3 separate regions of the Homo sapiens genome follow, and regions 1 and 3 are each linked to region 2. A link is an interaction called in ENCODE POLR2A ChIA-PET data of the cell type or tissue named here. Cell type or tissue: CD4-positive, alpha-beta T cell. All regions are shown on one strand. Region 1 holds the start of LOC124900204 (small nucleolar RNA SNORA31). Region 2 has its middle 9.2 kb from the start of THBS4-AS1. Region 3 overlaps SERINC5 (serine incorporator 5).

Region 1 (8,000 bases), 210 kb before region 2:
CCCATTAATATATAGGAAAGGAATGAGGAAAACAGAAACCATCCTTAGAACACCACTGTAATAATTGTTACAGGCAAGATCCACCTATGAGTACTAAAATTAGGAGAGAGAAACAGGATATTTGCATAGTCTCAAAATGTCTCCCCATAGTCTCAAAGTAATTAACAAGATGTTTGTTAAATACAAACGAAAAGATAGTAACTTCATAGTGGATAAACCCAGTAGATAGCTGTCTTAATGATCAAAGCTAACATAACCAGAAATTAGACATATTGACATAATGTACCCTTTTGTATTGATATAGGAGTTTAAAAAGAAATTACTTAGGCAGATAGGATACAGAAATCCTGGGTAAGGTTTCCCTTTTAATGAAAAGCAGCCCCAGGGCCGGGCACGGTGGCTCATGCCTGTAATCCCAGTGAGAGGTGACAACATGCTGGCATCCCTCACTCACTCTCAGGGCCTTCTCAGCCTTGGCGCCCACTCTGGCCGTGCTTGAGGAGCCCTTCAGCCCGCCACCACACTGTGGGAGCCCCTCTCTGGGCTGGTTGGCTCCCTTTGCTTGCAGAGAGGTGTGGAGGGAGAGGCGCCAGTGGGAACCAGGGCTGCACGAGTTCCGGGTGGGCACGGACTCAGTGGCCCCACACTTGGAGCGGCCAGCCAGCACCGCCAGCCCCCAGCAGTGAGGGGCTTAGCACCCAGGCCAGCAGCTGCAGAGAGTGAGCCAGGTCCCCCAGCACTGCCAGCGCACCCGTGCTGCGCTCGAATTCTCGCCAGGCCTCAGTGGCCTCCCGCCCGGGGCAGGGCTCGGGACCTGCAGCCCACCATGCCTGAGCCTCCCGTGGTGGGCTCCCACGCGGCCGAGCCTCCCCAACGGGCACCGCGCCCTGCTCTGCGGTACCCGGTCCTATCTACCGCCCAAGGGCTGAGGAGTGCAGGCGCCTGGTGCGGGACTGGCGGGCAGCTCAGCCCATGGCCCTGGCACGGGATCCACTAGGCGAAGCCAGCTGGGCTCCTGAGTCAGGTGGGGACTTGGAGAACTTTTATGTTTAGCCAGAGGATTCTATATGCACCAATCAGCACTCTGCGTCTAGCTCGGGGTTCGCGGATGCACCAATCAGCACTCTGTATCTAGCTAATCTGGTGGGGACTTGGAGAACTTTTATGTCTAGCTGGAGGATTGTAAACGCACCAATCAGCACCCTGTGTCTAGCCCAAGGTTTGTAAACGCACCAATCAGTGCTCTGTGCCCAGCTAATCTAGTGGGGACTTGGAGAACTTTTGCGTCTAGCTAAAGGATTGTAAATGCACCAATCAGCACCCTGTCAAAACAGACCAATCAGCTCTCTGTAAAATGGACCAATCAGCAGGATGTGGGTGGGGCCAGATAAGGGAATAAAAGCAGGCTGCCCTAGCCAGTAGTGGCAACCCACTCAGGTCCCCTTCCGCGTTGCGGAAGCTTTGTTCTTTCGCTCTTTGCAATAAATCTTGCTGCTGCCTTTATGAGCTGTATCACTCACCGTGAAGATCTGCAGCTTCACTCCTGAAACCAGTGAGACCACAAACCCACCAGAAGGAAGAAACTCTGAACACGTCCGAACATCAGAAGGAACAAACTCCGGACACACCATCTTTAAGAACTGTAACACTCACCGCGAGGGTCCGTGGTTTCATTATTGAAGTCAGCGAGACTAAGAACCCACCAATTTCGGACACACCAGCACTTTGGGAAGCCGAGGTGGGTGGATCACCTGAGGTTAGGAGTTTGAGACCAGCCTGACCAACATGGTGAAACCCTGTCTCTACTAAAAATACAAAAAATTAGCCGGGCGTGATAGCAGGCGCCTGTAATCCCAGCTACGCAGGAGGCTGAGGCAGGAGAATCGCTTGAAGCCAGGAGGCAGAGGTTGCAGAGAGCTGAGATTCCCACCACTGCACTCCAGCTTGGGTGTGACAGAGCAAGACTCCGTCTTAAGAAAAAAAAAAAAGCAGCCCCCAAATCATTTCCCTTTCTAACAAAGAGCAGCCTGTAAAATCGAGCTGCAGACAGCAGCAAGCTGGAAGCGTGCACGGGTGAATGCCAGCAGTTGTGCCCATAGGAATATATGACCTAGGACTAGGAATGTTCAAAATGGTGGCTCTGTCTTCTCTTTTTGCCAGCCACGTGTACCATAAGGAACAGACAAGATGGCGCCAGCCCAGTGGAAAGCTCATTTGCATAACAAGATTAGGGTGGGGCGACCAGCTTTCCCCGGCCTCTATGTAAGTGTCACACCTGGTCAAACCAATATGTGAGCCCGGGTAAATCACACGCTGCCGCCTTCTCAAGCCTGCCTATAAAATCTGCGGCAATCAGCTGCTATTCTCTGTTTTCCAGCCTCTGTCACCCAAGGAGCTGCTCTCCTCTTTCCTTTCTTCTACCTATTAAACTTTACACTCCTTAACCCACCCACATGTCCCTGTCCTTAATTTTCTTGGCGCAAGATGACGAACCCCAGGTGTTTACCACAGACGATGCTGCTTCAAAATGATACACTAAGAACTTACCACTTCTGTGGCATTTTTACCAAAATTGCATCACCTCAATCTAATAATGATTAGAAATAAGACAAACACAAATAGATATAAACTGTTATTATTGTGTTTTATGCCCAATGTGGTAGGCATCTGTTGGTGCCTCTGACAGAGTCATTTCTCATATGAAAAACTTTAATATGGAAATGTTTTGGTATAATAAAAAATTTATTTTATGTAATTGTTTAATAGGTTTCTTTAAAACCAAAGAATAATAGCTGGCAGGGCATGGTGGCTCACACCTGTAATCCTATTACTTTGGGAGGCTGAAGTGGGAGGATCTCTTGGGTACAGGAGTTCGAGACCAGCCTGGGCAACATAGTGAGATGTTATCTCTCCAAAATAAATAAATAAATAAATAAATAAATAAATAAATAAAAAGAGAGAATAATAGCTGCTGATTGGTGATAACTATCCAAGGGTTAGAGTCTTTACATTCGCAAGGAATTCTATGCAGGGTGAGATTTTAAGCATAATTTTATGATGCGTTTAGATGTAGTAGTGCACCTATAGGTAGCCAGTTTAGAGGGGAAATTATCTGAAAATTGAAATTTTTATTCAAAAATCAAAACATACAGAATCTCCTTTCCGGAGCGTGTCCTTTTCTGTAACCACCAGGTGGTGCTATGAGCTTTAAAAATTACTCTACAAATGTTACTTTTTGTTTGTTTTTTTTTTTTTTTTTTTTGAGACGGAGGAGTCTCACTCTGTCGCCCAGGCTGGAGCGCAGTGGCGCGATCTCGGCTCACTGCAAGCTCCGCCTCCCGGGTTCATGCCATTCTCCTGTCTCAGCCTCCCGAGTAGCTGGGACTACAGGCACCCGCCACCACGCCCGGCTAATTTTTTGTATTTTTTTTTTAGTAGAGACGGGGTTTCACCATGTTAGCCAGGATGGTCTCGATCTCCTGACCTCGTGATCAACCCGCCTCAGCCTCCCAAAGTGCTGGGATTACAGGCGTGAGCCACCGCGCCCGGCCACAAATGTTACCTTTTTAGGTGGCATAATACCTGAACTCTATAAAGTGGAACCTTAGTGATATTCTCATCCAAAGTCTTTTTTCTTTTTTCTAAGAGACTTGCCCAACGTTACAGCTAGTTATGATGAGAGTTGGGATCAGAGTCCAAGTCTCCTGCCTCTTTAAAGTTGCTGGAGAGGCAGGTTCTGCAGACAGGAGGCTACAGAAGAATTTTTAAAAATACCTGCTAAGTGTTATACAGAAAAGGGATTATGAGGCCAGGTGCAGTGGCTCACGCCTGTAATCCCAGCACTTTGGGAGGTCGAGGTGGGTGGATCACCTGAGGTCAGGAGTTCGAGACCAGCCTGGCCAATATGGTGAAACCCCATCTCTACTAAAGATACAAAAATTAGCTGGATGTGGTGGCACTCACCTGTAATCCCAGCTACCTGGGAGGCTGAGGCAGGAGAATCACTTGAACCTGGGAGGCAGAGGTTGTGGTGAGCCGAGATGGCACCACTGCACTCAGCCTGGGCAACAGAGTGAGACGCTGTCTCAAAAAAAAAAAAAAAAGAAAGAGGATTATGAGGAAGAGCAGGCTTTCAACACTGATGGGACTGGCTTGTTTTACAAGGGCACTGGCAAACAAACCTATGTAACACAAATGGCATTTCAACTGACAAAAATGTTGAGACCGGAGGCTCACAAGAACCTCACTGTGTATTGCTCCAAAAGCTATAGTAATCACTAGTTCAATGTTTGGAGTGACTTCATAGATTGTGATTGCTGCAAATGATGAGAATCAACTCTACATAGAAATAAATGTAACAAAAGAAGTGCAATACTTCTGAAAACTCTAAAACAGTGTTGAACGATATTAAAACTTCAAATAAATGGAAAAATATCTCACTTTCATGGATTTGGAGACTTAATATTGTTAAGATAGCAATATTTCCTAAATTGATTCACTGATTCAACATAATCCCTTTCAAAATCCCAGCTGCCTCTTGCCAAAATTGACAAGCTATACATCTGTTTGACAGACCTAGTGCAATTACTGGGTGCTGCTAAGGTTCTCACTACAGATGCAAGAAAAAGGTGTCATTGTCCTTTCTGTCTGTCTTATTGTGGTAGCCAAGACTGAATAGAGGAAAACAGAGGAAAAATATGGACAGAGAAGTTTCGCAGATCAGAAATAACCTTGTAAACAGTGAAGAGCCTGTTTTACTCCAAACAAGAACCCAAAATTTGAGTATACATGAGAAGTGTTGAGAAATACCTCCTACCACCCTCACCTGGTTGATTACACTTAAGTAAAAGCTTGAAGGTTAAGACAATGAAAAGCAAGCCAGTTGGGGACTGTGGGGGGAAGAAATCGACAAGCTGATCCTAAAATTCATATGGAAATTCAAGGGATCTAGAATAACCAAAGCAATCTTGGAAAAGGAGAATGAAGTAGGAAGGCTCATATTCACTGACAGTGATCAAGGCAGTGTGAAAGGATAGACACATAAAGTCAGGCACAATGGCTCACGCCTGTAATCCCAGCACTTTGGGAGCCCAAGGAGGGTGGATCACCTGAGGTCAGGAGTTTGAGACCAGCCTGGCCAACATGGTGAAACCCCATCTCTACTAAAAATACAAAATCAGCCAGCTGTAGCGGCATATGCATTTGATCCCAGCTACTTGGGAGGCTGAGGCAGGAGAATTGCTTGAACCTGGGAGGCAGAGGTTGCAGAGAGCCAAGGTCGTTCCATTGCACTCCACCCTGGGCAACAAGAGCGGAAACTCCGTCTCAAAAAAAAAAAAAAGAAAGGACAGACACATAAACCAGTGAAACAAAAGAGAGAGCTCAGAAATAGAACCACACTAATATAGTCAACTGATTTTTATCAAAGATAGAAAGGCAATTCAATGAAGAAATAGTCTTTTTCAGCAAATGGTGATGAACAAATTGGACATCTATATGCAAAAACAATAAACTTTGACACATATCTCACACCTTAGACGAAAATTAACTTTAAATGAATCATAGATTTAAATATGAAATACAGGCCGGGCACGGTGGCTCACGCCTGTAATTTCAACACTTCAGGAGCCTGAGGTGGGCGGGTTGCCTGAGCTCAGGAGTTCGAGACCAGCCTGGGCAACATGGCAACTCCCAGCTACTTGGGAGGCTATGGTGGGAAGATCGCTTGAGCCCAGGGGGGCGGAGGTTGCAATGAGCAGAGATCGTGCCACTGCACTCCAACCTGGGTGACAGAGAGAGACCCTGTCTCAAAAAAAAAAAAAAAAAATTAAATATGAAATACAAAGCTGTAAACGGCTAGAAGAAAACACAGGAGAAAGTCTTTGTGACTCCTGATTTGGCAATGACTTTTTAGATACAATACCAAAAGCATAATCTATGAAAGAAAGATTTAATAAATTGGACGTTCTAGAAATTAAAAACTTTCACTTGTGAAAGACATTGTGAACAAAATGACAAGCCACAGACTGGAAGAAAAAATTGCAAATTACGTATAAAATCTGCCTATAAAATCTTCTGCAGTAGATTTTGGTATATATGATCCTACACCAAAAATAACATTCTCAGACTCTGAACCAAGTGAATGGACCCCCATCAGCCAAGGGCATTCCAAAGGAGGCCTGAAAAACTATTTCAGGCCGTGATGGGAAGAAGGGATTTGTTGAAGTGATTGCCTCGTTATACCCTCTCTCCTTGGAATTTAGGCACAGCTGACCAGCATTAACATTAAAACAGAGCTTTTAAACTGTCAGCTAACAAAGCTGACTCTTCGTAGCAATAATACACCAAATTCCAACCTGACTCTAGTATAACATCACATGCCAGATAGCAGGCCCTGAAAGTGAAGTATTTTACCCTGAAATATATATTTTTTGGGTTTTTTTTGTTTTTGTTTTTGAGATGGAGTCTCTGTCACCAGGCTGGCATGCGGTGGCATGATCTCGGCTCACTGCAACCTCTGACTCCCTGGTTCAGGTGATTCTCCTGCCTCAGCCTCCCGAGTAGCTGGGATTACAGGCACGCACCACCACGCCTAGCTAATTTTTGTATTTTTATTAAAGACTGGGTTTCACCATGTTGGCCAGGATGGTCTCAATCTCCTGACCTCGTGATCCACACGCCTCGGCCTCCCAAAGTGCTGGGATTACAGGTGTGAGCCACCGTGCCCGGCTTCCTTGATGTATTTTTTAAATGGCCCTGCAAAACGACTCTTATGGGGGAAATCTACATTCTGTAGAGAACCTCCTTCCCTTTCCAGAACTTTTCCTGACTCAGGAGAGATTAACTAAGAGTCTAGCACCTTTTTTTTGAGACAGGGTCTCACTCTATCACCCAGGTTGGAGGGCAGTGGTGCAATCTCAGCTCACTGCAGCCTCGATTTCCTGGGCCTCGGGTGATCCACCTACCTCGGCCTCCCAAAGTGCTGGGATTACAGGCATGAGCCACCGCACTTGGCCAACCGCTTATCTTAATCCAGAGTTCCTTTCTGTTGATTCCAGGTCTTTAGATAATAACATAATTTTTTTCAACCAACTGCCAACCATAAAATCTTTGAATCCACCTATGACCAGGAACCGTCCCCGTCCTCACTTCAAGTTGTCCCAATTTTCTTTTTCTTTTTCTTTTTTTTTTTTTTTGAGACGGAGTCTTGCTCTGTCGACTGGAGTGCAATAGTGTGATCTCAGGTCACTGCAACCTCTACCTCCCGGGTTCAAGCGATTCTCCTGCCTCAGCCTCCCGAGTAGCTGGAATTACAGGTGTGTCCCACTTTTCCAGACTGAACCAATGTACACCTTACATTGATTGATGTGTGCCTATAACTTCTGTCCCCCTAAAAGGTATAGAGTCAAGCTGTAACCCAACCACCTTGGGCACATGTTCCCAGGACCTCCTGAGGCTGTGTCACCAGTCACAATCCCTAGCCTTGGCAAAATAAGCTTCTAAATTGATTGAGACTTGTCTCAGATACTTTTTGGTTTACATGATAAGGGACATATATCCAATATATAAAGAATTCTTCAAATGCAACAATAGGAAAAGAACTCAATTTTTTAAATGGACAAAATATCTGAATAGAACACTTCAACAGAGGAGATATATGAATGACAAATAAGAACATGAAAAGATGCTGTTGGCCAGGGCGGTGGCTCACACCTGTAATCCCAGCATTTTGGGAGGCCGAGGCGTGTGGATCACCTAAGGTCAGGAGTTTGAGACCAGCCTAACCAACATTGTGAAACCCTGTCTCTACTAAATACAAAAAATTAGCCGGGCTTGGTGACGCATGCCTATAATCCCAGCTACTTGGGAGGCTGAGGCAGGAGAATCGCTTGAACCCAGGAGGCAGAGGTTACAGTGAGCCGAGATTGCACTATTGCACTACAGCCTGGGCAACAAAAGCGAAACTCCATCTCAAAAAACAAACAAAACAAAAGAAGCCA
Region 2 (8,000 bases):
TTACCATGTTGCCCAGGCTGGTCTCAAACTCCTGGGCTCAAGCGATCCACCTGCCTCGACCTCCCAAAGTGCTGGGGTTACAGGCGTGAGCTACGGCAATCCGACACTGCTTTTTCTTTGAGTCCTCTAGACAGAAACCCCCTTTTGGACTTTACCCCTGCCCTGGCCTACCTGAGGCAGTTCTCATAGCAGGAAAATGAGAACCATGAGCCTGTAGCCCCAAAACCTGGGATCTGGCCTCAGTTTTGCTCCTAACTAGCCATGTAACCCTGACAAACCACAGAGGTGACTAGGCCTCAGTTTTTCCAACTGTAAAATGAAAAGGCTGAAACAAAAAGCTTCCTGATGACTCTTCAGATCTAAGATTTGGTGAGTCTATGGTTCTGGATACATGACTTTATAAACACTTCCCCATCCGGAATTTCTTTTGCATTAAGGAGGATTAAATTTAGCTGGAAGTAACAGTAAAGCCCCAAGAACAGATGGAGATTTTTCATGTCCACAAAGTCCAGTGATAGAAATCTTATGGTCTGTTACTGGTATGTTACTCCACGGTGTCAGTTCTATCTTGTTCTCTGTGATGACGCTTCTATTCCCAAGGCTTTCTCATCAACTCAAGACAGCCTCTGGAACTCCAGCTATTATATCCATATTCCAGCCTAGGAGGAGGGATAAGAGGACGAATAAGAAATATTAATGATCTGGCTGGGCGTGGTGACTCACGCTTGTAATCCCAGCACTTTCGGAGGCCGAGGCAGGTAGATCATGAGGTCAAGAGACCGAGACCATCCTGGCCAACATGGTGAAACCTAGCCGGGTGTGGTGGTGCATGCCTGTAATCCCAGCTACTTGGGAGGCTGAGGCAGGAGAATCACTTGAACCCGGGAGGCGGAGGTTGCAGTGAGCTAAGATTGCACCACTGCACCCCAGCCTGGCAACAGAGTGAGACTCCATTTAAAAAAAAAAAAAAAAATTAACCCTCTTTAGAAGAAGATTCCCAGAAGCTACCATGAACTTTTTTGCTTATATGCCACTGATCAGAACTTAGATGGCCACAACTCACCTGGGAAGTATAATCTTTTATTCTGGGCATCTGGGTTCCTGCAAAAATTTGGGACACTATGACTATGAAAGAAGGGTAGAGCTGGTATTGGGGGTGACTGCCTCACCTTAAATTTCTCTAGGTATGAGACTAACCAAATAAACCACTTCAGTTAGACTCTGTCCCTTGTCATGTGTCCAATCTCAGGGGTCTCCACTTTGAGTTTTGCTTCTCCAGCTCTGCAGGTGTTTTGTGGTGATTGGCCTCAACTTTTAGGCCCCTGTTTTCCATTATTTTCTCATTAGTGATGCCTGTGATGACCTAGCACCTCAATTATTCTTTGCACTTTGTAAGCCCAAAGCCTCTTTCAGTTGTTGGAGATAGTTGACTGATGTTTCGGGGTCTCCAAGACCACTACATTTAAGTGGTTTGCTAGAAAGTCTCATCGGAGGCTTTCTAGACAGGGATGTTTAGAACAAGGCTCTCTTTGGACCCAGGTAAAAACTCTCAGGATTAAGTAAGTCTGAGTTCTTCAAATAAACAAATGCCCTCTAAATAGAATCTAGTGATTGGCTGAAGCATAACTCAGCATCTAGTTATTCTTACAGTTATAATTTATTACAGTGAAAGGATACAGGGCAAAATCAGCACCAAAAAAAAAAAAGAAAGAAAAGTGTATGGGGCCAAGTCCAGAGAAAACCAGGGGGGCAAGCTACCAAGAGTCTTCTCCAGGTGGAAGTCACATAATATGTGCTTAATTTCCCCAGCAATGAGTTGTGACAAGGGATATGAAATGTTGGCCACAAGGGAAGCTCATTAGAGACTCAACACCCAGGGTTTTTATTAGGGTCTCGTCTTGTAGGCACCTTCTCCCTACCATGTACCAAAATTCCAACTCCCAGAAAGAAAGCAGATGCTCAGCATAAACCACACTGTACAGTCAAGACATGGTGAACCACTCTTATCAGTTTCAGAAATGGTGGGAACACTCTGGAAAGCCAAGTGCTCAGATACCAGCCAAGGGCCAACTTTGCAATTAGGCCTTTCTAACTAAAGATCAGCAGCCATCTCGGACCTGCTGTTAACTCTTCTCTGCATACCTGGTGAATGTGTGCTGTCGCTATAAAAGAATTTCAGATTTTGGAACCAGAGTCAGTGATGCTGGGTTTGAATCTCTTTCCATCTATTGATAAGGTAGGAATCTTCTACCTGAGACCTCAGCTCCTGTCGGCTGGCCCCCAGTGTACCCCTATCCTCTCCAGGCAGTGGTGACAACCCCTAACAGGTTGTTAGCCAGAGTGTTCCCAGACTGAACTGAGGGTTGGGCTGCTTGTTCTCATGGCCCAGTAATGAGATGCAGATAAACTGGGAAAGAAGAGAGTTTATTTCTGTAACCCGGTACAGGCAGAAGGCCAGGAAAATATCACCAGACCGACTCATATTTACAAAGTTTTCCAGTGCTTATATGAAGCTATATGTCTACATGTAAGTGTGGATTCATCAAAAGACACAAGTGACTGATTCCCTGTAATCCATAACTAAGATCTGAGTCCTGGAGACCTTCCTCCGGAGCCTCAGTAAGTTTATTTAATCTAGATGGGTCCAGGTGCTGGGGGTGATTACCCTTATCTTGCCTCCCGCTGAGTTATGGCGGTCTGGGGAGTTCTTTGCTGACCCCTAATAAAACGTGTTTAATCCTAAACGTGGGTACGAGGAATGTAAGAATTTCTTTGTTATCTTGTCATGCTTCAAGGCCCAGGAAAGGCCTAGGCAAGACTCTTGGTGGCTTTTGTCACATTCCAGCCTTTGTGTAAGGACACTGGCTCTTGCAGCCTTTAATGTTTAACCTAAGCACTCAGTCAGTGCTGAAACAGTTGTCATGGAGGCCTGCCTGTTTAGCTATTCGTGAGACCTGGCCTGCCACAAGAGGGGTTGAGTCCCAACCTTCTCCATATCCCCTGCAGGCCGCACAGGGTACCTGGGAAATCCCAAGTACGGACTCTCATACTCGATCACTTACAGAGTCAGGTAGAAACTTACATGTGTGGACACTGCGGTGCATGGACAACACAGGCCCTTTTCAAGGTTCCTGTGCGTGAATGCAGATGGAGGCTGGAGCTTTTGACTTTTTAAAGAGAAGTTGGAAATCCAGGTTTTTGTCTAAAAACACTCAAATTTTAAATGTTTGCTCAAGTTAGCAAATAGAAAACCCAACAGCAACCACCAAAACACTATATGGCCCAAAGAATTTTTGACTCAAGTAATTTAGGTCATGCAGACTGTCCTGGGCCAGGAAGCTGCCTGCCCCCTGCTCCCTGGAAGTGTTCTTCCTGGCAGGGATGTTTAGGACGAGGCTCTCTTTAGACCCCGCTAAAACCTCTCAGGATTAAGTCTGGGTTCTTACAACAAACAAATGTCTTCTAAACAGAGCGAGAGAATCTAGTGGTTGGCTTTGAGGTGCATTTAATTCTTTTTTTTTTGAGATGGAATCCCCCTCTGCTGCCCAGGCTGGAGTGCAGTGGCACAATCTTACTGCAACCTCTGCATCCAAGGTTCAAGTGATTCTCCTGTCTCAGCTTCCCAAGTAGCTGGGACTACAGGTGCATGCCACCACACGTGGCTAATTTTTGTATTTTTAGTAGAGATGGGTTTTGCCATGTTGCCCAGGCTGGTCTCAAACTCCTAACCTCAAGTGATCTGCCCGCCTCCACCTCCTAAAGTGCTGGGATCACAGGCTTGAGCCACTGCGCCCGGCCAGGTTCATTTAATTCTAAACTACACTATAATTTTGCAGTTATGATCAGTATTATTAATAGTAAGACAAAGGCTTTCAGTCATACAGAGGCCTGGACTAAAATGGACTGGCTTTGTGTACTTTTAAAATCCCTCCCAGTATCTAGCACAGTGCCTGGTATGTAGTAATTGCTCAGTGTGTGTCTGAAGAATGAGTGAATGATGAGTGGATAGATGAATGGCTCTTTGCTTTGCTCATGGAGAAGACTCTATCCTGTGAATTTAGGCTGAGGGACAAGGCAGAAGTCTTTGCGAAGCAATACCTAAAAGAAAGCGAGGCTTCAGTGTTCGTTCAGAGACTAAGTTGCAATAATTCACGTTTAGGTGGTGGTTTCCTTCCTATGTGGTGGTTGTTGCTTTTTGTTGAGATGTTCGTTTTGATAAATAAGAGTTCTTTTTTTTTAGACAGGGTCTTGCTCTGTCACCCAGGCTGAAGGGCAGGGGTGCAATCATAGCTCACTGCAGCCTGTCCACTCAGGCTCAAGTAATCCTCCCATCTCAGCCTCCCAAGTAGCTGGGACTACAGTGCACACCACCATGCCTGACGAATTATTAAAACATTCTCAGTAGAGATAGGTCTCACTATGTTGCCCAGGCTGGTCTCAAATTCCTGAGCTGAGGCGATCCTCCTGCCTCACCTTCCCAAAGTGGTAAGATTTCAGGCATGAGACACCACTCCTGGCCAATAAAATTGTTCTTAAGCCCTGAACTATTAGCATATAACATAGTGCTAGGAGCAGAGTAAGTGTTTAATAAATTGTAGTTGTTGTTATTCTTTTTTTTTTTTTTTTTTTTCCTGAGACACATACTTGCTCTGTTGCCCAGGCTGGAGTGCAGTGGCGCGGTCTCAGCTCACTGCAACCTCCGCTCCCCGGGTTCAAGCGATTCTCCTGCCTCAGCCTCCAGAGTAGCTGGGACTACAGGCGCAAGCCACCGCACCCAGCTAATTTTTGTATTTTTAGTAGGGATGGGGTTTCACCGTGTTGGCCAGGATGGTCTCGGTCTCCGGACCTCGTGATCCGCCCGCCTCGGCCTGCCAAAGTGCTGGGATTACAGGCGTTTGTTATTCTACTTTTAATGAAATTTAGTCATCTTTTAGCTAAAAAAGTGGCTGGTTTAGGGGCTATTTTTAGAGGATTGCTGCCCCCTAGTGGATGATATGAAAGATACAAGAATTTGAGGCCTCTTGGCCTCGCCAATTCCACAAATTTGTACTTTATTGAGAGGTGGAGGGTGAGATAAACATGGCACGGTCCTTATCCTCCAGGAGCCTGTAGAAAACCACAGAGCTACTGGGACTTTGGAGATGTTAGTTCTCAAGCCCTGATCCTCAGAATTCTGGTAGGAGGGGTAGGAGTGGGATGGAATTGTTGTGAGGAAAACTCCTTAAAAATATGCTAATGGAGAAAATTTTTCGTTCAAATCTTCCTTCCATAAATTTTTCTTAGACATTAGATATCTGCTACTGTTTACTCTAATAGGTGCTGCAAAATAAATAACTAGGCCGGGCGCGGTGGCTCACGCCTGTAATCCCAGCACTTTGGGAGGCCGAGATGGGCGGATCACAAGGTCAGGAGATCGAGACCATCCTGGCTAACACGGTGAAACCTCGTCTCTACTAAAAATACAAAAAAAAATAGCCGGGAGTGGTGGCGAGTGCCCGTCGTCCCAGCTACTCGGGAGGCTGAGACAGGAGAATGGTGTGAACCCGGGGGGCGGAGCTTGCAGTGAGCCGAGATCACACCACTGCACTCCAGCCTGGGCGACAGAGCAAGGTTCCGTCTCAAAAATAAATAAATAAATAAATAATGAATGACTAGTAAATACCCCCAATGAGGCAGCAGATGCTCACACTTAGTTGGATGATGCTTGTGAACGCGTATGTTCACAGCAGTGAAATTCTATTGTGCTTTGCAGTATATAAATTTAATGTTACTCAACAAGTTAAACTTAATGAAAGGGAGACTTATGCGCTGAATCACAGCTTGGATGATGGATAAAAGCAAACCTTCCCGCCCGCCCCAGTGTATCCTAAGCTGTGACTTCCTAGGTCTCCTCCTCCAGGCCAGGATGGGAACTGGGCTCAGCCACCCGTCTGCCTGGAGCCATCAGCTCATTGGTTATTTGTGGAATTTCTAGGGTGAGTGATCTGGCCTGGTTTAAACATAGGCATCTTTTAGGAACAAATCTAAACAGTAGGAGGCCACGTGTGGTGGCTCATGCCTGTAATCCCAGCACTTTGGGAGGCTGAGGTGGGAGGATTGCTTGAGCCCAGGAGTGTGAGACCAGCCTGGGTAACATAGTGAGACCTCATTTCTAAAAAAGAATTTTTTAAAATTAGCTATTGAAGTTGTTCACAATATGTTGTGGTAGCACTTTGAGATATTGACCCATTTCCTTTTCATATTTCCCTTTGCCCCAGTCCTCCCATTCTGGCAGAGTGGACTCTGGGCCCACTATTTCAGTGAGGCTGTGGTGGTGTGAGTCAGAGCCAGCTTGCAAACTGTTCTAGTTTTTGTGTACCCAGAGCTAAGCCCATAGTCGAAGTCTGGGGTTTGTGGGAGTGTCTTAGTCCATTTTGTATTGCTATAACAGAATACCATAGATGGGGTGACTTACAAAGAAAGGAAATTTATTTTACATGGGAGGTTGGGAAGTCCAAGATAGATCAAGTGCTGGTATCTGGTAAAGACCTTTGTGCTGTGTCATCCCCTGGTGGAAGATGGAGGGGCAGAGAGTATAAGAGAGCAAGAAATGGAACTCACAGCCTCAAGGTCTTTTATAACTGACATTAATCCATTCACAAGGGCTCTGCCCTCATGAATTAAACACCTCCCACTAGGCCTTAATTTTCAAAAGTGTTGTATTAGGGATTAAGTTTCCAACACATGAACTTCAGGGGGCACATTCAAGTCATAGCAGGGCGTAAGTGAAGGAACACCGGGAATGGATAAGATTTCTTGGCCAAAAGCAAAAGGGAGAATAAGGCTTCCCTCCTCATACTTGAGAAGGATTCTCCCATGCTGAGAGAGAAGGAAGGGAGGCCTGTGGGAGCTTTCTGCAGTCCATAGGTAAGGGGCCAGTAAAGGAATGGCTGCAAAGGTTCACACAGATTTGAGGTCCCCAGTGTGGTCTGTTAGAGTATGGGGGGTGGGTGCTGACTATGGTCACGTTAGAAGGAATCTGTGTGGATAGATGTCCCCCTCCCCAAACACCTTGGTTCTGAGAAGACATCCTAGAGTCTTGATTCTGGAAGAAGAATGGGAACCCCAAGAAAGACTGAGGTTATGTTTCTCTTGAGTTTGGCACAATAAGTTCTCAGAAGAAAAACAAGGTGAAATTTGGGAAATAAAGTTGTTTTTCTCAAAGACCTGAGTTGAAGGCGTGGATGCATGTCCACTCCATAGTTGAGGAGGTAGACAATGTGAGGAAAATACTTTTCGTTCTTTTATGATGAGCCAAGGAAATAAGCTAAAGTTACTTCTCAGTCAGGTGGCGCAGTCAGAATAGGAGAGCTTTCATTCTGGACGTCTCATTCACCCCAGCCCTCCAGATAAGCAGACATGTTTAGGCATCCTTAAAATTTTTGATGTAGTAGGGAGAAGAGAGAGGTGCTCCTTGCCACATCGCCACACCAGGGCCCCAAGTTGGGGCTAGTGCATTCTTCAGGCCATGTGTCCTGGAAAATGAGGGGTTTGAGAGCTGACAGCAGGATAGCTCAGGCCCCCAGCGTTGCTGCAGCCAGCTGCTTGGTGATGCCCTGGAGTCAGGGAGAGCTGAATCAAGGTCCTTAATCCCTCTGTGCGGTGACAGTCCCCAATGTAGAAAAGGGCAGTGTTCTGGGATGATTGTTAGCCCCTTATTTGGAATTGAGGATGCAGTTCTCCAGATCTCCACCCCTCAATAAAAAAAAAATCAGTGCTGACTGTCACTGTGCTGTTTTTTATTGATTTTGTTATTTGCTTATAAGGGTAGCTTTCATACACAGAAAACACAATTTATGGTGACTGGTTTTTAAAATTAATGTTTGATTAAAGTTACAAATTACAAAACCTTAAGTATAGAAGTTCAACTTAAAAATCTTACGACTCTACTACATCTATAAATATACAAATCTACTTATTACTTTATAGCAAAATTTATAATCACTTGTAAGCTTTTGATT
Region 3 (8,000 bases), 150 kb before region 2:
TAAGGAGGGGAGTGAGCGGTGGCTCAAGAGTCAGGAAAGTGAAAAGTTACAAAGGGTTGGTCGCTGTAAATGCAATTAGGCCAGCTGTGTGGCCTTTGATTAAATGTTTGCTGGAATAGGGGTCTTATCAGGGCAACTGATGCCCCTATAATGCAGCTTAAAACACACACCCACATACACAGAGTCCATGAAGAAGACTTATTTAAAAAATAAATTACACACCACATACAATAATGATGATTCCAGGCCGGGCATGGTGGCTCACGCCTATAATCCCAGCACTTTGGGAGGCTCAGGTGGGCGGAGTTCGAGACCAGCCTGGCCAACATGGCGAAACCCTGTCTCTACTAAAAATATAAAAATTAACTGGGCGTGATGGCATATGCCTGTAATCCCAGCTACTCAGGAGGCTGAGGCAGGAGAGTCGCTTGAACCTGGGAGGCTGAAGTTGCTGTGAGCCAAGATCATGGCACTTCACTCCAGCTTGGGCAAGACAGCGAGACTCCGTTTCAAAAAATAATAATAATGATGATGTTTCCCCCAAAATGTCCTTCCTTCTTCACTGTAAAACCCAAATCTCTACTTTGAGGTCCCAGCTCAATTAATGTTTCCTCAGTAATGATCTTTCTCTTGTTTTGAGAGTCCTCACAGAATTTCTGCTTCGTGGACTTGATTGCACCACTTAGTACTGGGTCATCTGATGCATTGGAATTAAATCCTGGCTACTGCAAGGATGTTTCCTCTCTTCTTATAAGCAGAGCACTTATTGTGACCTAGCTGAACCCCCTGTTGAGCTCTTTTGGTTACAGAACTCTTGTTCCCTATTGCTCTTTGTTTATAGTGATTGGAAATGTTAGGTCCTCATTATATTACATGGTGCTTCCACTGGAAGGGATCCAATTACAAAAATTCATTATTTCCATGATGATACTTTTTTGAACAATGTGGGAAGTATTTGTGAAACAGAGGGAAATCACACATATCATTACCCAGAGAGAACCACATTTTGATGCTTTATAGTCAGTTACTTATATTTAATATTTATTATTTTATTTTTTTTTATTTTTGAGACAGAGTTTTCGCTCTTGTTGCCGAGGCTGGAGTGCAATGGCGTGATCTTGGCTCACTGCAACCTCCGCCTCCCAGGTTCAAGCAGTTCTCCTGCCTCAGTCTCCTGAGTAGCTGGGATTACAGGTGCCCGCCACCACGCCCAGCTAATTTTGTGTTTTTAGTAGAGATGGGGTTTCCCCATGTTGGCTAGGCTGGTCTTGAACTCCTGATCTCAGGTGATCTGCCCGCCTCAGCCTCCCAAAGTGCTGGTATTACAGGACTGAGCCACTGTGCCCGGCCGATATTTATAATTTTACTTTGCAAAGTTGGGATTTTGTTGGAAGTGCTGTATTTGATCCCACTCTTTTTGCATAATTATGAGGTGACTGATAAAGTTTTTTTTAACATGCACCCACCACTTATTGTAGCTGTTAATGTTTTCTGGGTTTACATTCATATGTAGATAGTCTTCTACCTTCAAACTTGATGGTTTCTTTTTTTTTTTGGAGACAGAGTCTCGCTGTGTTGCCCAGGCTGGAGTGCAGTGGTGCGATCTCGGCTCACTGCAAGCTCCGCCTCCCAGGTTCACACCATTCTCCCGCCTCAGCCTCCCGAGTAGCTGGGACTACAGGCACCCATCACCACGCCCGGCTAATTTTTTTGTATTTTTAGTAGAGACGGGGTTTCACCATGTTAGTCAGGATGGTCTCGATCTCCTGACCTCGTGATCCACCCGCCTTGGCCTCCCAAAGTGCTGGGATTACAGGCGTGAGCCACCGTACCCGGCCTGATGGTTTCTTCAGAGGTGTTAATGTTGAATGTGTGAAAGTCACTTAATGAGCTTTTGCATTAAGAGGTTTGGGTGTGTTTCTATTCCCAAAAGGACAAAAGTAATGAAAAAAAATCCCTAATTTCATCTCTGTTAGATGGCATCATTGACAATATATTTCTGTCATTTTCAACATTTTCTTTAACTTTGACCTTTTCTTTTTACAATTACTTTCACAGATAACGTCTGTCCAAATGGTGGTTGAGTCACTGTTTTCCTGCTGTATGATGGTGGCCATCTTTGCTTCCACTGCATTAACATTGAGGCCTGTGTTTCTTATCACTAGCACTGGCACTTTTATTTTCCTGTTCATCTTTATAAAGATGTGGGCACAATGCAGTAAAGTGCCCTATAATTGTTCTGTCAAGGTGGTGTTTTGGTTGATGTTGGCTAAATACGGTAGTACCCCTTTACTTGCAGTTTTGCTTTCTGTGGTTTCAGTTACCTGAGGTCTATTGGGGTATGAAAATATTAAGTGGAAAATTCCAGAAATAAACAATTCACAGGTTTAAATTATGCCCTGTTCTGAATAGTGTGATGAAACCTCACTCCATCCCACCGGGATGTGAATCAATTCTGGCCAGCATCTCCATGCTGTCTAGCTGTCTACCTATGCTCCTCACCCCTTAGTCACTTAGGAGCCATCTCGGTTATCAGATCCACTGTCGCAGAATTGCAGTCTTTGTGTTCAAGTCGTTCAAGTCACCTATATTTGACTTAGTGGCCCCAAAGCGCAAGAGTAGTGATGTTGGCATAGTGTCATAAGAGTTTGATTTTATTATTTCTTATTGTTGTTAATCTCTTAACTGTGCCTAATTTAGAAATTAAACTTCATCATGAGGCCAGGCAAGGTGGCTCATGCCTGTAATCCCAGCACTTTCAGAGGCTGAGGTGGGTGGATCACTTGAGCCCAGGAGTTAGAGACCAGCCTGGGCAACATGGAGAAACCCTGTCTCTACAAAAAACAAAAATTAGCCAGGGCATGGTGGTGTGTGTGCCTATATAGTCCCAGCTACTTGGGAGGCTGAGGTGGGAGGATCACCTGAGCCCAGGGAGGTCGAGGCTGCAGTGAGCCATGGTTGTGTCACTGCACTCCAGCCTGGGTGACAGAGTGAGACCCTGTCTTAAACAACAAAACTTTCTCATAGGTATGTATATACAGGAAAAAACACAGTATATATGGGGTTGGGTACTATCCACACTTTCAGGCATCCACTGGGGATCTTGGAACACATCCTCCTTGGGTAAGGAGGGACTACTCTGTATAGCTCACTGGTGAGCTGATACAGGAAGGGTGGCTTAGGAGTGTCTTTGTGTAGTGTAGCTAAATTCAGGTTGTCAGGTAATCCTCTGTCACTTACCTTGAACAGTATGGAGAGTGAAGGTTGCACTCTTAGTTGGAGAGTTGCTTGATGGTTGCTCATTCAAATATGTTTTCTTGGGCAGCTCTGTAGCTGACCTGTCCAGCTGACAAATAGCTTTGGACTGCAGCAAGTCTGACTTTGTAGGCACGGTTGAGGAGAGGCCAGTCTGTAGGCGTGGAAGGCAGCCTCTGACTCATCTCTCTGTGCTAATTAAATAAAAGGTAACACCCCCTTCCCCATTGCTTGCTTTCCGCCCTCGTTTTCTGTATAGAGGCTGTAGATTTCCCACAGATACTGAGTATCTGGGAGTGACTATGAGACACGGAAGCTTTACTTTCCAGTTTTCCAGGTATTTTAATGTAGTCACCAGTTAGAGCCTCAGAAAGGGCACTGCAGTAATTATGGCATTGTCTACTTTTATTTCAGAGCAGTATGTGGCCAGATCATCTGTGATAACTTGATGTTAAAAAGGAAGTCTTCATATAAGCTGATATGTCTACAGAACTAGCCATTGGATGTAATTCTTTGACCAAGCTATTTTTAGTACTTTAAGTGGCCATACCTGCCTAATTGTAAAGACCCAGTGTTTTCTTAGTGTTCTGAGTCAAGCCGCATTGTTGGTGAATTTTACATATTGCTGTTTGCAGTTGAATTTAGGGTTATGATTGGATCCTGAGAACAGTATCAATCAAGTTACCTCTCTAAATCACTGTGATTGTTCCCAAATATTAGGCATCCCAAGTAGCCCAGAGTAAACCTTTGCTGCCCTGCTTAAAATGTATTTTAAAACATTTACAGTGAGAATATCCCCATATTCTTCTAGCTTATATATTAATGATATTTCAAAACATTTTAGAACTTAATCTGAGAGTCAGTATAGGGCAGTAGGAAATTCAAATACTGAGTTGGTGTGATTACACAGAACATCTGTTTGAATTTTAAAGGGAAGCAGGATTTTACTTTTGGCTTTTCTTCCGTAGTTTGCCTTGTGAGATTAAAATTGCTGATGTTTAAGGAAAGCAGCTGTTGTGGAAAGACTTAGTGGGTTTTTATCAGAGAGTAAATTTTGAAACAATTTGTGGGTTTTTGAAGTAAGGTTACAGTATATAGTGATTAGACAGCATTTTCACTCTCTCATGAAAACTGTGTAGTCAAAACAAAAGTAGGAAAAACACATGCATAACCCCTTAAATCTTATTTATGAAAAGATAACTAGCGAAGATGGGAAAATCAGACTTGTGTTTAAGTATCATTTTTTTATAAACTAGCTAAGTGCATTTTGAAACAAAATTCATGAGGTCTTTGTGGAATGCCTTTTCCATTTTTTTGTTTTGTTTTGTTTTGTTTTTGCACTCACATTATGTCTCAGCAATTTAATGGAGGGCTGATTTCCTAATGCTTTGATCCTTGGTGAGTGTGGTTCACCCCAACTAGGGAGGAATTCAGTCTTTTGTTCTTGATTCCATGCTCATTGATCTCCTCCACTGCCATTCTCAGAAACAATGGCAGTATTTTGTTTCCATAGTAATGAAACTGTTTGCTCTAATAGGATTCTATAGTGGTAATTTTTCTTTAGCTTTGCTAGCCTTATCCCTAAGGACTCTAGGACTTTGTTGGACTTATTTTGTTAGCTGTTACTCTTTTTTTTTTTTTTTTTTTTTTAAAGAGCTGACAATCCCTAAAGTAAAATGTCAATTGATAAATATTCTCTGGGGCCAGGTGTGGTGGCTCACACCTGTAATCCCAGCATTTTTTGGGGCTGAGGCGGGTGGATCACCTGAGGTCAGGAGTTGGACACCAGCCTGGCCAACATGGTGAAGCCCCGTCTCTACTAAAAATACAAAAATTAGCCAGGCATGATAGCACATGCCTGTAATCCCAGATACTCAGGAGGCTGAGGCACGAGAATTGCATGAACATGGGAGGCTGAGGTTGTAGTGAGCTGAGATCATGCCATTGCACTCCAGCCTGGGCAACAGAGTGAGACTCAGTCTCAAAAAATAAAAAATAAAAAAAAATAAATATTCACTGGGTGCCTAGAATAATGAAGTTCAGAGGCTGTATGTAGCTAGCCCTGCTTGTGCTTGGGAGTGACTTGTGAATAGATGCTGAATTTGCTAGCCTATGAGACTGTGCCTGGGCCAGTGCTTCTTCACAGACTGGATTGAGGGTTTGTTTGCCTCAGCTTTGCACCTTTTATCTTTTGGAAAAGGAGTAGAAGCTGGGGGTCCCTTGGCAGGGACATTTGCCCCCAGAAGTGGATGAGCCCATGCAGGGGAGCACGGGGAGAGTGGGTCCTCTTTCCTGAATGGGCTCTAGAGATCCATGCAATCCTGCAGTTGCACACACAGTTGTGTTGTTTATGTCCTGAACACTTTTCCAAGAAGAAAGTCCCCATCATTTCTCAGCTTCTCAAGGAAATCTCACCTCAGGAAAAAACAGCTGTAGTACGAGAAGGAAAGCCTAACCTTGGAACCTTGAGAAACATCTCCAATTCAAAAGGCACACATTCCCTGTAGCCAACAGGGAAATAAAGGAAATTAAGTGAAGGTAGAGCCTGCCTGGAGGGTGGGGAGAGGTGTGGAGCCAACTGGCCTGGTCAGACGACAACTTGAAGTCAAGTGAGAGAGGAAGATCGAAGATCAGTGCCTGTGGATTTTTTGAGAGTGCTGGCTTGTCTGGAGGCTGAGGTGGGAGGATCGCTTGAGCCCAGGAGGTCGAGGCTGGATGAGTTTTGATCTGCGACACTCCAGCTTGGGCGGCAGAGTGAGACCATGTTTCTTTTTTTGTTTGTTTTTGTTTTTTTGAGACGGAGTCTCGCTTTGTCACCCAGGCTGGAGTGCAATGGCACGATCTCAGCTCACTGCAACCTCTGCCTTCTGGGTTCAAGCGTTTCTCCTGCCTCAGCCTCCCGAGTAGCTGGGATTACGGGCGCATGCCACTAGGCCCGGCTAATTTTTGTATTTTTTAGTAGAGATGGGGTTCCTTCATGTTGGTCAGGCTGATCTCGAACTCCTGATCAACCCGCCTCAGCCTCCCAAAGTGCTGGGATTACAGACGTGAGCCACTGTGCCCGGCCGAGACCATGTTTCCAAAAATAAAAAAAAGAGTAAGGCCAGGTGTGGTGGCTCCTGTCTGTAATCCCAGCACTTTGGGGGGCTGAGGCAGCGTATCACTTGAGGTCAGGAGTTTGAGACCAGCTTGACCAACGTGGTAAAACCCCATCTCTACTAAAAATACAAAAATTAGCCAGGCCTGGTGGCAGACATCTGTAATCCCAGCTACTCAGGAGGTTGAGGCTGGAGAATCGCTTAAACCTGAGAGGCAGAGGTTGCAGTGAGCCGAGATCGTGCCATTGCACTCCAGCCTGGGTGACAGAACGAGACCCCATCTCAAAAAAAAAAAAAAGTGCTTGGGGGTTTTGGCAGCCTCAGTTTCCAGGCAGCAGAAGGTAGAGAAATGCTGGGGAGCTGAGGAACTGAAGCCAGGGAGGGGAGGTTATTATCTTTTAAGATAAAAGGAAGCACAGATTAAGAGCCTAAAGAGGTCTGGGCTGGGCCTAAAAGGATGGTAGTAGGAAAACAGCTTCCTGCCCCCAAATTGCAGGATGCTGAAGTTTAACTATTCTTTAAGTTCTGCCAAAATCGAGTCCAAGGGTAGCCCTCCATCCCCTTTTTTCTTCAGAGAAATCCCCCACTTTCTGTGCTCCCCCACCGTCTACTTTTTCTATGAAAGTTTGTGGAATCTCATCAACTGGGATTCAGTTCTTTGAAAAATTCTGTAGAGGCAAGTCTGGTTCTGGAGAGATCCAGGTTTTGCTGCTTGCTTATTTTATTTTGTTTTATTTATTTATTTATTTATTTATTTATTTATTTATTTATTTAAATAGAGACAGGCTCTCACTATGTTGCCCAGGCTGGTCCCAAACTCCTGGGCTTAAGCAATCCTCCTGCCTTGGCCTCTCAAAGTGTTAGAATTACAGGTGTGAGCCACCATGCCCAGCCTTGCTTGATTTTTGAGGCAGGTTATGGAACCACAGAAACTCTTGGAAGATACCTTAAAAGGCATCTGTTTTTTTTTAATGACCCATCTGAAGCTTAGATGTCCTTTTTAATGCCCCTCTTCAGTGTGCATCTGTGTTTGAATCTGTCCAGTGCTGGGGAGCTCACTACTGTTCCTAGTTCTTAAATTTTCTTGTTAAGTAGGGGAAATTCCTGTCTTGTCTCCCTAATGTTGTTAAAGAGATAAAATCCCCTTTAACAATATTAGTGATTGTTGAAGGGATGCAAATCAGATGTTTTATGTAAGAGTCTTTTTTTATCTGTAAAGTGGTGATGCAGTGTGTCAGGGTTCAGTGTAGGAAGCCAACATCACTCTAGGTATTTTAAAAAGAAGAAGATTTACTATAGGGAATTAGGTATGTTTAAAAAATAATTGTAGAACTAAAGGAGCAAGAATGAAGGGGCCACCCCCTGGGACTCTTGAACTTATGAATGTTGCCTAAAGACCAGGGGTTCTCTCTAGGTCCTGCTGCTCAGCACACAAAAAGCCCACGACTGAGATCGACAAGGATTGCCAAGGAAGAAGGCTTTAATCGGGTGCTGCAGCCAGGGAGATAGGAGCTCAGTGTCAAATCTGTCTCCCTGACCTACTAAAACTAGAGGTTTGTATAGCAGGGAAGAAATGTAACAATGTGTAACATTTTGAGATGCAGTCTTGCTCTGTCATTTAGGCTGGAATGCAGAGGCCTGATCTTG

What was found. Peaks named below come from ENCODE experiments on the same cell type or tissue, not always from the same donor. Only the 100,000 strongest peaks of a DNase experiment are listed, where the experiment ranks them.
Region 1: POLR2A ChIA-PET joins it to region 2 with 20 read pairs; 13 of 35 experiments call an interaction of 5 or more read pairs at or near these places.
Region 3: POLR2A ChIA-PET joins it to region 2 with 10 read pairs; 24 of 35 experiments call an interaction of 5 or more read pairs at or near these places.

Annotation. Positions count from the first base shown.
Region 1 is chr5:80,302,925-80,310,924 of GRCh38, reverse strand. It overlaps LOC124900204 (small nucleolar RNA SNORA31), which reads left to right and starts at 4,557; the gene lies at 4,557-4,690. It overlaps LOC124901015 (a long non-coding RNA gene), which reads left to right and starts at 1,423. Exons shown (of 2, transcript XR_007058841.1): 1 at 1,423-1,738; 2 at 2,161-2,448. In CD4-positive, alpha-beta T cell, CTCF peaks have their summits at 2,961 and 3,163 (motif pointing right); a DNase peak (open chromatin) is centred at 3,193.
Region 2 is chr5:80,088,880-80,096,879 of GRCh38, reverse strand. No RefSeq gene overlaps it. Among named protein-coding and RNA genes, the nearest start is that of THBS4-AS1, 9.2 kb to the right of the region's middle. In CD4-positive, alpha-beta T cell, a CTCF peak has its summit at 4,888; a DNase peak (open chromatin) is centred at 4,979; H3K27ac peaks cover 1,153 bases.
Region 3 is chr5:80,242,871-80,250,870 of GRCh38, reverse strand. The region is part of intron 1 of SERINC5 (serine incorporator 5); the gene reads left to right. Among named protein-coding and RNA genes, the nearest start is that of SERINC5, 9.2 kb to the left of the region's middle. RefSeq lists enhancers at 1,094-1,661, 3,307-3,601, 4,317-4,819. In CD4-positive, alpha-beta T cell, no CTCF peak of the experiment used is centred here; DNase peaks (open chromatin) are centred at 3,430 and 4,680; H3K4me3 peaks cover 997 bases; H3K27ac peaks cover 2,299 bases.